Linked DNA regions of Mus musculus: region 2 is linked to region 1. A link is a contact called in ENCODE POLR2A ChIA-PET data. All regions are on one chromosome and are shown on one strand. Each heading gives the region's core, a stretch centred on a gene start or an enhancer-like site at or near the end of the contact. The rest is flanking DNA. Distances are from core to core; before and after follow the strand shown.

Evidence for each region. ChIA-PET counts read pairs that join two places held with the same protein, here RNA polymerase II (POLR2A).
Region 2: POLR2A ChIA-PET joins it to region 1 with 27 read pairs in embryonic stem cell. The contact joins the promoter of Sh3d21 here to the promoter of Thrap3 in region 1. POLR2A ChIA-PET finds 5 or more read pairs at or near these places in 4 of 5 experiments (Patski and embryonic stem cell).

What each region holds. Positions count from the first base shown.
Region 1 is chr4:126,200,094-126,206,320 of GRCm38, forward strand. It overlaps Thrap3 (thyroid hormone receptor associated protein 3), which reads right to left and starts at 2,617. Exons shown (of 12, transcript NM_001356455.1): 1 at 2,477-2,617. It overlaps Gm25323 (a small nuclear RNA gene), which reads right to left and starts at 1,184; the gene lies at 1,082-1,184.
Region 2 is chr4:126,159,618-126,165,336 of GRCm38, forward strand. It overlaps Sh3d21 (SH3 domain containing 21), which reads right to left and starts at 3,724. Exons shown (of 16, transcript NM_001162533.1): 1 at 3,608-3,724; 2 at 3,349-3,506; 3 at 3,185-3,248; 4 at 2,836-2,954; 5 at 2,559-2,649; 6 at 2,351-2,406; 7 at 2,118-2,163; 8 at 1,906-2,006; 9 at 1,718-1,804; 10 at 851-893. The coding sequence starts at 3,611. It overlaps Thrap3 (thyroid hormone receptor associated protein 3), which reads right to left. Exons shown (of 12, transcript NM_001356455.1): 12 at 4,465-5,719.

The DNA of each region.
Region 1 (6,227 bases), core at 1,367-3,866:
TACCTCTTCTGTGCAAATCTTGGACACACTCCAAGAGTTTTTTCCAAAAAATAACCAATACAAAGCAGGTCACTTTTCATTTTCTATAGTTTTGGATTTTTGAAGGGAGGATCTTTACACAGGCCCAGCTGCCTAGACCAGGCTGACCTTGAACTCAGAGATCCACCTGTTTCTGTCTCTCAAGTCCTGGGTAGAGCACACAGGTCTATCTGGCCCAGCTCACCATAGTTTTTCTTTCTTACTTTTGCACTAAGGAAAACCAGTATTCTAAAAAGCTCTCTATCACTGAACTACACCCCAAGAATGTGACCCATAATCTCACTAAACAATCCAAACTCCAAAGTAACCACACTTGGTAGCAAAGATACATGCTGCATACTGGAGCACTAACAATTACTAGCACCCCTTTCTAACAGGGCTGTATTTAGTCTGCAGACTAAAATACCAATCCTACTAAGTGTGACTGTTCACCTCAGCAATCACCAACACTCAAGAGACAGAGGCAGGAGAGGCCCTACCTAGAGACTAAATCAATCTCTAAAACTAGAGATCCTACATGGGTACTAAAAGAACTGAAAAACAAATGATATTTGTATTAAGTGTGTTCTGTGTGTGTCTCTCTGTCTCTGTATCTGTCTGTGCCTCTCTCTCTCCCCTCCTCCCACCACCCCACTCCTGAGACAAGTTCTCACTATGTAGTTCTAGCTGGCCTGGAACTCAGAAACCTGCCTACCATTGCCTCGGAGTGTTATGATTAAAGACAAGAACCACCACACCCAGCCATCCAGACATGTAGTAACCTTCAACCAGTTCTTTTTACAAAATGTAATCAAACCAGAGTGGTGGGCTCACCTTTGCGAGGCAGTGGGAGGCTGGAATCTTGGGTCAACCAGAGATACACAGTAAGACCCTGTCTTCAAAAAACAAAACAACACACACAAAAACAAGTTGGGTGTAGGGGCAAAAGCCGCTCTAAGGTAGAGGTAGGAGGCTCAAGAGTTCAAGGCCAGTATCAGCTACATACAGAGTTCAGAGGCCAGCCTGGACCTTGTCTTAGGCAAAACAAAAATTAAAAAAAAAAAAAAAAAAAAAAGCAATCATGCCAAAATAGCTGCATTTGCGCAGGGGCCATTGCTAATCTTCTCTGTATCGTTCCAATTTTAGTATGTGTGCTGCCAAAGCAAGCTCGCTGCATTACTTTTTGATTCACTAAGTACTAATATTAATTCAAGATACACATCTGCAAATTAACTAAAAACTACAAAGACCAACTTTTCTCCACAAGTTTCAAGGCACCAGCCGTCTTTAACATTTATACAGAATAATATATACACCTAAGCTGTCTAAATAATAGGATTGACTACACACGGACAGTATTTCCACAAACAAAACTAGGAAAGATCTGAAAAAAGACAGTTGGATACATGCCTTTCGACTTAGGACCCACAATCGAAAACTCCCATACCCGGTAACAAGGGGTTAACCGTCAGTGAATTTCGTTGAATATTTACACTAAAGGTAGCCAGGGTTGTGCACTGCCATTTTAGAAAAAGAAAAAAAAAAACAAAAAAACTTAAGTACGTTAAAGTAAAAACTGAAATTTAAACGCAAAAGCTGATAAAGCCGTCTTTCTTGGCTCTGTCCTATAACGTCCTTGCCATATTGTTTCTATCCAATTAGCAAGCTCCTCGTTAACATAGGACTCTCACCGATGGCTTCCAACTTCTGGGCCACCAATGTTGCCGCCAACTACCGCCGCCACGCTCCACCCATTAAGAATCACAAGAGCAAAGAAAATAAGAGAAAAGTTGTTTAAGTGTGGGACACAACTGCTTCTCACCAGCAGGGCACACGCCAATCACCGAAGGAACGCAAGTCGGCCTCACTTGCAACCAAAGGAAGAAAGTGGGAACTATTTTTCCGATAGGAAATAAACTTGGAATAGGCCTCTTTTGGCCAAGAGAGGAAGAAAACAAAACAAAAGAACAAACAAGTTTAAAAAAAAAACAAACACAGAAGAAGTACTAACATTTAGTGTGCTAGCAGCCACATGGGCCCTAGAAGACAGAACCAGGCCAATGGAGACTGGTGGGGGAAGGGCGTGCAAGAGTTCCCGGAAAAAAAAAATTCAAATAACGAGGTTCGTAAAACAGGATTTGGGGGGCGGGGGGGAGATGGAGTTGGTGGAAGCCGTCGTTCCCGCACAGTGCACAGAAGTGTGCAAGCTGTTTCAGAGAGAAGGCGGCCGGAGCCCGGAGAACTAGGCCGGAGCGGAGGGAAGCGGAGAAGGGCGGGGAGGGGGAGGAGCCGATGGAGCAGGGCCCGCTCGGAGCAGGCCCGGGCCGAGCGTGGAGGAAGCCGCCGCACGCTAGGCCTAACCCTCGCCGGGGCCCAGCCGGCGCCCAGAAAAGAGGAAAACCCCAACACACAGAGATTAGCTGAGCTGTCCTCACTCCCATCAACTGCGTCCACTCACCTTGACCGGCCGGAGCGACTACAGCTGCAATCTCGCAACGGCACAACCGGCCCGAAGCTCGCCCCCGCCCGCTAGCGCGCCCCGCGTCCCCGCTCTCCGACGACGGCGGCTACCGCCTCGCTCCGCTACCTCCTGGGAAATGTAGTCCTAGGTTTCTCTCTCCTGACTCACCGGACGTCCTCTCGAACTCTATTTCCCACAAGGCAGAGCGAGCGTTGGGCCCGCCGCTTTGCGTCACGCGCCCGAAGATCGGCGGTCACGTGGGCGACTGCGTTGCGCCTCCGTTCCCCCCTCCCCCCGCTCCCGCCTGGGTGGCCTGAGGAAGAGGGAGGGAGGTGGACGGAAGGGGCCCGGGCGTTGCTGACGCCACTGCCCCCACCATTTTGGAGAGGCCTCTCCGGGGGACTGAGGGAGGGCCCGAGCCCCACCCACTCGTCTTCTGCTTACGTCCCCGGAAAGTCTCTAGTTTGGTGGCCATCAGGCCTCTTGGCATTCGTTCTGTGCCTTACCCTTCCCCTGCTTTCTGACCTTGAACAGATCGTTGTATAAAGTGAGGCTCATAATTTGTACCTCACAGAGTTGTTGGGAGGTCCCCGACAAAGGAAGGCACTTGATCACCCGGAACCCAGAAAACGCAACGCAAAATGGAGAAGAGTTGTTTTGATAGTGTGATCTCAGGGGACCCAGAAGTCCGTTGGATCTCGGTCTCTCCTACAGCCACCTCCTGTCCCATTTAATGGCAATAAGAGCCCAAAGAGGTTTTTAGTTTGGGGATTTTTTTCATGGGGAGCGGGGATTCTAGACAGGGTTCTCGGTATACTGAAATACTCTAGGTAGAGCAGGCTGGCCTCAAACTTGGCCCAGAGAAGTTTTTTAAGAACATGGGCCCAGGAAGTATATTAGTACCTGTGGAACCACAAATGTCCTGGAAAGTGAAACCCTGGGATTTGTGTTTTCTCCTTGGTTTTTGTTTTTTGTTTTTTTTTGTTTTTTGTTAACTTTAATTTTTAGAACAGAATCTCCCGTTGTATGCCAAGCTGTCCTGGAAATCACCGGGTAGCACAGGCCGTCCCCTAAACTCAAGGCAGCCTTTTCGTCTCAGCCTCATTCATGACTGCTGAGCTTACAGATGTTAAGTCACTACGAGGCTGTTTCTCACATGGTCACTAAGGTTTTTTAGAGCAGTTTGGTTTTCTCTGCACTTGCTTGCCTTAGTGAATCCTGCACATGTAAGCGTTCAAACGTCACCTTTTCTGTCATGCATTTACGAGCTACTGTACTGCTGTAGCTATTGAAACTGTTCCTGTTCAGATGGAAGGAAGGGTATCCAGGGATTCGGAAGGCCCAGGAACCGCTACGCTCTGAGAGGAAGCCTCTTCAGCAGAGGCATTGCAGCTCGGGAGCCTCAGCCCTGATCTTTCTTCTCTTCTTCTCTTCATGGCTTCTTTTCTTCTTAGCTTCTTCCAATGAGAAAGCCATACCAGGCAGCAAATCTCATAAAGCAGATTTATTGGGAGGGTTTGGGGTACAGAACAAAGACTCGAAGAGTAGTGGCTGTTTCTGCTCCTGGCAAGTGAACGAAGGACAGGGGTTATATATATAGGATTTATTCGGAGGCGGGGCTTTTCAGGGCATGCAGAGATTTCCGGAGTAAGGATTGGTGGGATCTCAAGTCCTGAACTTGGGGAGCTCAGGGATTGGTGGCTTTCCCCCACCCTCTTTCCTGTATTGAGCCCATGGATTAGAACAGGAAGACCTTCCCAGCTGCAGGCGGCTTTGACCTGACGGACACTGGAGACTTGATGCCCCAGCTGTGGTGGTACTTCGTGATGGCTGAGGTGGGAAAGCAGTTGCCGCCATTTAGACAGTTCCTTAGGTGTGCTGCCCAGGGACTACACCTATAATTACTAAAGCACCTGTTTTGTCACCAGCAGACTGTGAGCTCTTTGAGAACAGATGTTAGGGTCGGTCTGGTTTGGTATTAAATGCTAAATTCTGTACCCCAAGATCTGGTTGTCCCAAGACGAGCCAGTTCTCATGTGCATCAGCTTTTGTCATGCATACCAACACCAACAGCAGCACCAGAGCAGCCCCAGCAGGGATGATGAGTGTTGATGAATTTCTCCACATACCAGGCCAAAGCAGACAAAACACACATCGATCGGTAAACTTTTCTCACGAGAGAAAAGTCGCCAAGCTCAACTCAATCTGTAAGCTCTCTGGCCTCAGTAGTATTCTACGTAATTCATACTTCCCCACTTGTGAAGCATTTCCTGTGAGCTGCATACTCTGTAATTCCTCTTGAGACGTTCGGTTTCGATTTAAACTTCAGTTTGCAGGTTTTCTGGATGTCTACTACATGCCATGCCTAGTGCAAAATACTGCAAACACACTGATAAGCTAGACGAGTACCATCTGCCTCTTCACTGGCCCAGAAACTGTCGCAGGGGTCTGGTCCTCACCCTCTCTTCTCATCCAGTCTCGTCAAGTCCCCTACTCTCCTCCACTGATCCCCTGTGTTCACAGCGCCTTTACATCCATTGATGTGATTAGCTGCTTAACTCTCATTTCTAAATGTCTGGGAGCTACCATGCTTCCTGACTTCCCACAGGAGTGTCAAGCTTAGCCTGTCTATAACTAAATTTTCCTTCCCTTCTCTAGAGCACTTTCTAATTAATTTGATGTGATGTGTGTGTCTCCATCCTATGGTTGGTTGACTGATTGTTTTTTGTTTGCTTGGTTGTTTGGTTGGTTGGTTGAATAGTTTGGGTTTTTCAAGACAGGGTTTCTCAGGTAGCCCTGGTGTCCTGGAACTCACTCTGTAGCCCAGGCTGGCCTCAGACTTAGCTATCCACCTGCCTCTACCTCACAAGTTCTTACCATACCCGGCCCTGAGCATCCTTTACTAGACTTTGAGCTCATCTCAGAGAACAATTTATCACTCCTTTTAAACAGACATTTATTTACAGATGCACTGATGCCACAGCACACACTGGAGGTCAGAGAACAACCTGCCAGAGTCAGAGTCATGTGTCTCTTTCTGTCCTGGGGTTCCAGGGATCAAACTCAGGTCACCAAGCTTGGCAGCAAGCACCTTTACTCATTAAGCCATCTCACAGCTCCTATTCCTCTTTTCCAAAATTTTAAAATCCTGTTTACTTTGTGTGTGTGGGTATTTTGCCTCCTCCATATCTGTCTGTCTGTGAGCCATGGGCATGCAGCACCTGAGGATGCTGGAGAGGCAGTGGGATCCCCTGGTCTGGGAGTTGAAGCTGGGTTCTCTGGAAGTATAGCCAGTGATCTTAACCACTGAGCTATCTCGCCAGCCCCACCTCTCTTTTAAAGGCAGGGTCTCAAGGATAGGGATGTAACTCAATTGGTACAGAGCCTATCATACATAAAGCTGATTTCAATCTCTAGTACCTAAGAATCCTGAGTGTGGCTGTTCATACTCTGGAGGTAGATATAGTGACAATTTTGGAATATTTTGGTCTCCTTAAAAACACAGAAATAAGCTGGGCAGTGGTGGTGCACTCCTATAATCCCAGCACTTGGGAGGCAGAGGCAGGTGGATTTCTGAGTTCCAGGACAGCCTGGTCTAAAAAGTGAGTTCCAGGACAGCCAGGACTACACAGAACTACACAGAGAAACCCTGTCTTGAAAAACTAAAAACTAAATAAATAAATTATAAGAACGTGGGTTTTTTAATCCCAGGTGTGGAGATCTGGGGCCACTTTGACCTGTCTGCAGC
Region 2 (5,719 bases), core at 2,474-4,973, 39 kb before region 1:
GCGCTGCTTCTGGCTCCCTGAGAATCATTTTCCAAGTCTCTTCAGAAATACAGGCTGGCAGTTGCCCAATTCGTCAAAGCTGATGAGCAAGCTAAGATTCTCCTGCTGCTATGAGACCAGAGGACGTCCCTCTTCAGTGGACCCAGACTACCCCCTCCGACAAAGACCCTTGCTGTGGATAAACATGGTCCTGGGGGCTGGAGAAATGGCTCATTGGTTAAGAGCACAGATCCAGAGGACCTGGGTTCAATTCCTAGTACCTACATGGCAGCTTACAACTGTCTGTAAACCCTGTTCCAGGGGTCCCAACACCCTTATACAGACGCACATATAGTCAAAACCACCAATGCACATAAAACTAAAAATAAATGATGAAATATGTGGTCCTGCATAATCTCTTTCTCTCTACCTTCCGTCTTTCTACAGCTGCCTTTAATCTAACAACAGCAAGCGGCTTCCTCACCTAGCCATCTCTTCACCCCAGAATTTATCCTTAGGGACTTCAAAGTTTAAATCTAGAGCTACAGTATGGCTCAGTGGTAGAGCAATTGCCTTCTTTGTGCAAAGCTCTGGGTTTGATCATTAACGTCACCACTACCACCACCAGGCATACCCCCAGGACTCTGTGACAGTCACAATCCCAAGAGCCCTACGGCATATGAACTTGATCTGACTCACACAGGACTCACACAGTTCTTACAAGGGCCTTTGCCTTGACCCTTCCCTCCCCCAGAGGAGGAAGGTCCTATGGTGTACTGGACCACTGGGGGACTACAAGTGTTTATGTTCAACTAGAAACGATGGATCGCCCATAGAACAGCCCCTCCACCCCATGCTCCCAGGCACCCACCTGATTCCCGAGAAATAATTTTCCGAGGGATCAGCTTCCTGATCTACACAAAAAAGAAATATTAGACTCCAAGGACAAGTCCCAACAATTCTAAGTCCAGTCTCATCTTAGGGGTGACCCTCTAGCTGGGAGTCCCGGTTGTTTTGGTGTGTGTGTGTGTGTGTGTGTGTGTGTGTGTGTGTAAAATGGGTATACTCATGTGTCAACAGGAGGTTGATATAGGAAATCTTTTTTGATCCCTCTTCTAATTCTTTTTTGTTTGTTTCTTTGTTTTTCATGACATGGTTTCTCTGTGTAGCCCTGGTGGTTCTGGTACTCACTGTAGACCAGGTTGATCTTGAACTCAGATATTCACCGGCCTCTGCCTCCCGAGTGCTGGGATTAAAGGCCACCACACCCCACTTTCTATCAATCTCCCAATCAAACACAGCTCACCGCTATGGTCTGTTTTGCCCTGAGACACAGAGGAGCTGTCACACCCATTTGCCATTTTTATGGGCTCTAGGGCCCTGTCTGAAGAAGCATTGTAACCCAGAGCCGTATGTCCTCCGCTTATCCCTAGATGTTTTGAGAGTATTTTGTGTCCTAGCAAATCCATGATCCCCGATTTTTCTTTTTCCTACTCTTCTGAGACAGGGCTTCGCTGTGTAACTCTGGTTCTCCTGAACGTGCTCTATAGACCAGGCTGGCCTCACACTCAGGGATCCATGCTCTATAGACCAGGCTGGCCTCACACTCAGGGATCCACTGGTCTCTGTGTCCCAAATGCTGGGTCTAAAGGCATGTACCACCATACTCGGTTTCCCGGTTTTTTTTTTTTTTAAATTGCCTTTCCTTTCTCCTCCCCATACCTGACTCCATACTCACTGGGGGCGGTGGGATGACAAAGTTGTCAGGAAAAACTCCTCTTCTGCCTTGGCATTCTCCTTCCCACCAGCCCTTATCCTCAGTTGTCTGGTTAGGAAACAAGCCAGTGGGGGGAGGTGAGCATCGCTCAAGTTCTTCTTGCCTGGGCCCCACTCCTTACTCTTCTGTAACTCCTAATCCTCTCATACCTTTCTCAGAACTTTCACCAGGTCCCCCTTCTGCAGTGCCAGCTCATCTGGGGCCTCGGGTTGGTAGTCAAATAGGACCCTGCAGGTCTCAGGGCAGGAGACTAAAAGAAGGTCACTCTAGTGTGTAGCCCTTCCCTCCGCAGCCAGTGACTCCCTCCAACAACCTAGCCAGTTCACCTCCCACATAGATCTGGTACCGAGGGAGGGCTCACCTGTCCGCAGGTAGTCTGGAGGGCTGTCATATGTCAAGTTGCTCAACTATTGGGGGCAGAGAAAGGGGGGAATGAGACAAGTGTCAAGCCATTTTAAGAATTCGCTGGGAGTTGGAGATTTAGCTCAGTGGTAGAGCGCTTGCCTAGCAAGCCCAAGGCCCTGGGTTCAATCCTCAGCTCTGGGGGCAGGGGGGAAAGAATTCGCTGGCTGTGCCCACCATGACCCAATTTACCTTAGGAGGCCTCTGTGAATTTGGGGTAATTGGCGGTATGTCTGTATTTCCAAGGCCTGCAGAAGAAGAATCGATGGTGTTAGGGAGGTGCTAATTTAGCTAGGTCAAGGGAGGGGGCCAAAGGGGTCACGAGGTCAGGAGGGTCACTGGGAAGATCGCTGAAGATTGCTGAGTCTGGTCCCAGGGGATCACAGGGTCACGGTCTCACTTGGGGGCCCACTGTCCAGCAATTCCACAAAGTTGGATGGGAAGGCTCCCAACTGCCCGTTCTTCTCTCCCAGCCACCAGCCGTCCTCAATCTGGGGAAGGGGAAGGATGCGGGAGCATCTGGTTCTGTCCAAGAGTAACTGAGGTGTCCATCCTTGGTTCTACCCAAGGACTACATCCTCCCCAGCTGCCTCCCTTCCCATCGCCCCCACCCTTACTTCACTTTCTTCTGTGTGAATAGCTGCAGCATCTCCCCAAGTGCCCCCAGGACCCCTCACCTCCTTTATCACTTCCAAAATCTCCCCAGTTTGAAGCGTCAGCTCGTCTGCCTGCTCTGGGCTGTAGTTGAAGTTCACTCTGCACCATCTTTGGGGGTCCCGAGAGTTGATGGGGTGACCTAGGCCAGACAAGCAGGGAAGCAGCTCTGAGCAGGGAGCCCCGTCTGCAGCACTGGGGAAGAGTTGGACCCCAGAACTCCCTTTAGTAGCTTCAGGCCCCGCCCTCGAGCGGAGCATTGTACTTCAAGCCAATCAGGGGGCTGCAAAATAGCCGCGGGTGCCCCACCCACAGCCGTCATGTTCCACGCGGGCAGTGAGGCCCCACCCGCCGGCCCAGCGCCCGACTCACGGCGACTACGGCGCGGAAAGCGCGGTCTGGACTCGGTGACGCCCCGCAGGGCCTCCGGAATCTCCTGGGAAAATCACATAGGGGCGGCACTAGGCACAAGGCCCGAGGCTGAGGCCAGGGCCGCTCCTGCTCCCCCGCGCAGCCATACCCGTACCAGGCCTCACCTGCACCAGGCGCTTGGGGAAGCGACCGCGGCGGCCCCGCAACTCCCCAAGCAGCCAGCCCCGAGCGGGCCCCGCGCACACCTGCCGGATCACGTCCCCCGGAGCCAGACTCAGCTCGTCCTCCGTCTGCGCTCGGTATCTGGCCAGGACCAGGACCTCTACGGGCGGAAGCGAGCTAAGAAAGGCTGTGGGGACGTCCGTGGACTTTGCCCTTCGGAAAGTGTTTAGAAGAACCCACCCCGAACCCCCACACACATACCCATGACTTCTGGGGCTCCCTGCGCAGCCTGACCGTCAGGCTGGGCATTGGGTGCTCGGAGGGCGGGCGAAGCCGCCAGGCGGTAGACTGGATGTGGATGAGGCGGAGACTCGAGTCATAGGTCAGGATCCAGGTAGTAGGAGTGGGCGGCCTGGCTCAGCAGGTTGGGCCCCAATTCTTGAAGGAGGAGTCCAGGGTCTCAGCCCAGGGCTGGGGTAACAGCTTCCCCAAGAGCTCTACTTTAGCCAAGTCTCCCAACCTAGGCCAGACTCTATGTCTTTTATAACATTTCCTGGCCCACCCTCTTCTGGCTTGCAAGTTCTTAGCTGCAGGGGAAGGTGGAAGAGGTACATACCAGGGTGGGGCCATTCCTGGGAAAGTGGCCCCAGATAGAGATACTAGCTCCTGTCTCTGAAAAGCTATGGCGGGTATATTCCAAACTTCAACCCCCCCTGAAGCTTCGACTCACTTGGGGGCCTAGTTGGATTTCTGATAACTACTGCAGATTCTCCTTGGGGAAAGGCAGCAAGAATCAACTTTTAATAAGGGCTGGCAAGAGTCTGAAGGTTAGGGTCCACCCAGTTTACCAGTTGGGCTAGGCTCACCTCTTCCTTGTGGGTTAACATATAAAGGCCGAGCCAGCTCACTGCAGCCTTGACCCCTGCCCCAGCACCAAGGAAGCCAAAGTCCTGACTTCTGGCATGGTAGCTAGGTTTGGTTCTTGGAGGAGTCAAAAACACAGAATGCACAGCCTCCACTGAGAACAAGAAGTCCTTCTTCCCAGAGACGAAAACTATGGTATATTCTATGGGACCTATTAACCCAGGGTCACTCACACAAGCAACAAACACAGTCCGTTTACATCTGCCACTTCATTTATTGTTTTTATTTGCAGGAGGAGTTGAAACAAAAATTTAAGGGTGTTTTTTTGTTCTCCCCTAAACATGAATCATTCAAGTAAAACCAACATAACTATTGAAATTAGCAAAGTAAAGGGAAGTATGCACAACAACCCAAGAGCGAAGGCTGGGGAGGGAGGAGGGTGCAGTCGGCGTCCAACAGATGCGCGCAGGCAGCGGTTCACCTGCTGGGGACCGCTGCCCCGGAAGGCAAGCACAAGGACCCTTTAATGAGGATGCCCCCCAACATCTGAAAATGTTTCAACCCAAAACGTAAGGTTAAAGAGAAAAAAAAAAGGAAAAACCCAAAAACACACAACCCCACAGACCACCCAGCCATAACCACCATCCTTAATCATAGGCGTTTCTTTTCATTTTATAAAAAGATTAATAAAAAATATTGAAAAAATTATTTTCTCATCTTGTATTTGTAAAGATAATAGAATTCAGAAGTTTCTTAGAAAACCGTCCAGAAACTGCCCTCCAGTTTCCACTCCTCTTGCTGAAGACCAGCAGGACTACAAAGGTTGGGACACTGGAGCTGCTGGTGGAGAATGGGAAGCCCAGCCCAGGAGAAATGAGACAGAGCAGGGTGCATGGGGAGGCTGGGAGCAACTCCACGGGATACATGGCTGTGTAGAAAGGGGAACACGAGGTGGTCAGAAAGGCCTTAAACTCCTCCTCAACATACAAAACCGGTTTGTACAAGATCCAAGCAGTTTGGTCCCAAACTGAGGTGAACACTTCAATTTTTATTCACATGCTTTGTTTTCTCTTAAGAGTCAAAGTTGCCCAAATTAAAATCTTTACACTAATATTACTATATATCCCCTAAAAAGAAGAAAAAGAAAAAAGGATTTCTTAATAAAACTCAGGACAGGAAGAGACTGAAAACCAAATTCCCATTTAGTTCCAAATGAAATGCAATGAAGAAAACTTGGTTTCTAATTGGGGTGGGAGTGGGGGTGGGACAACAAAACCAAAACAAAGTCCAAGCATCAGCATCCTTCTCCCTACCCTGCCCACCCCCCACACCACCAGCAGCAGCAGGAGCCCAGTGTGTGGTCTCATCTAGGCTCGGTGGCAACGTCCTGTCCTCTGTCCAGTGAGACGGATGGCACCAGGGACACTCTGCTGTCGTGGGATGGATTCTGTGTGGCAAGTGGGTTGTGGGGTGGCGTTTTCAGGATCTTCTTGAGGCTCCTTGTTTAGC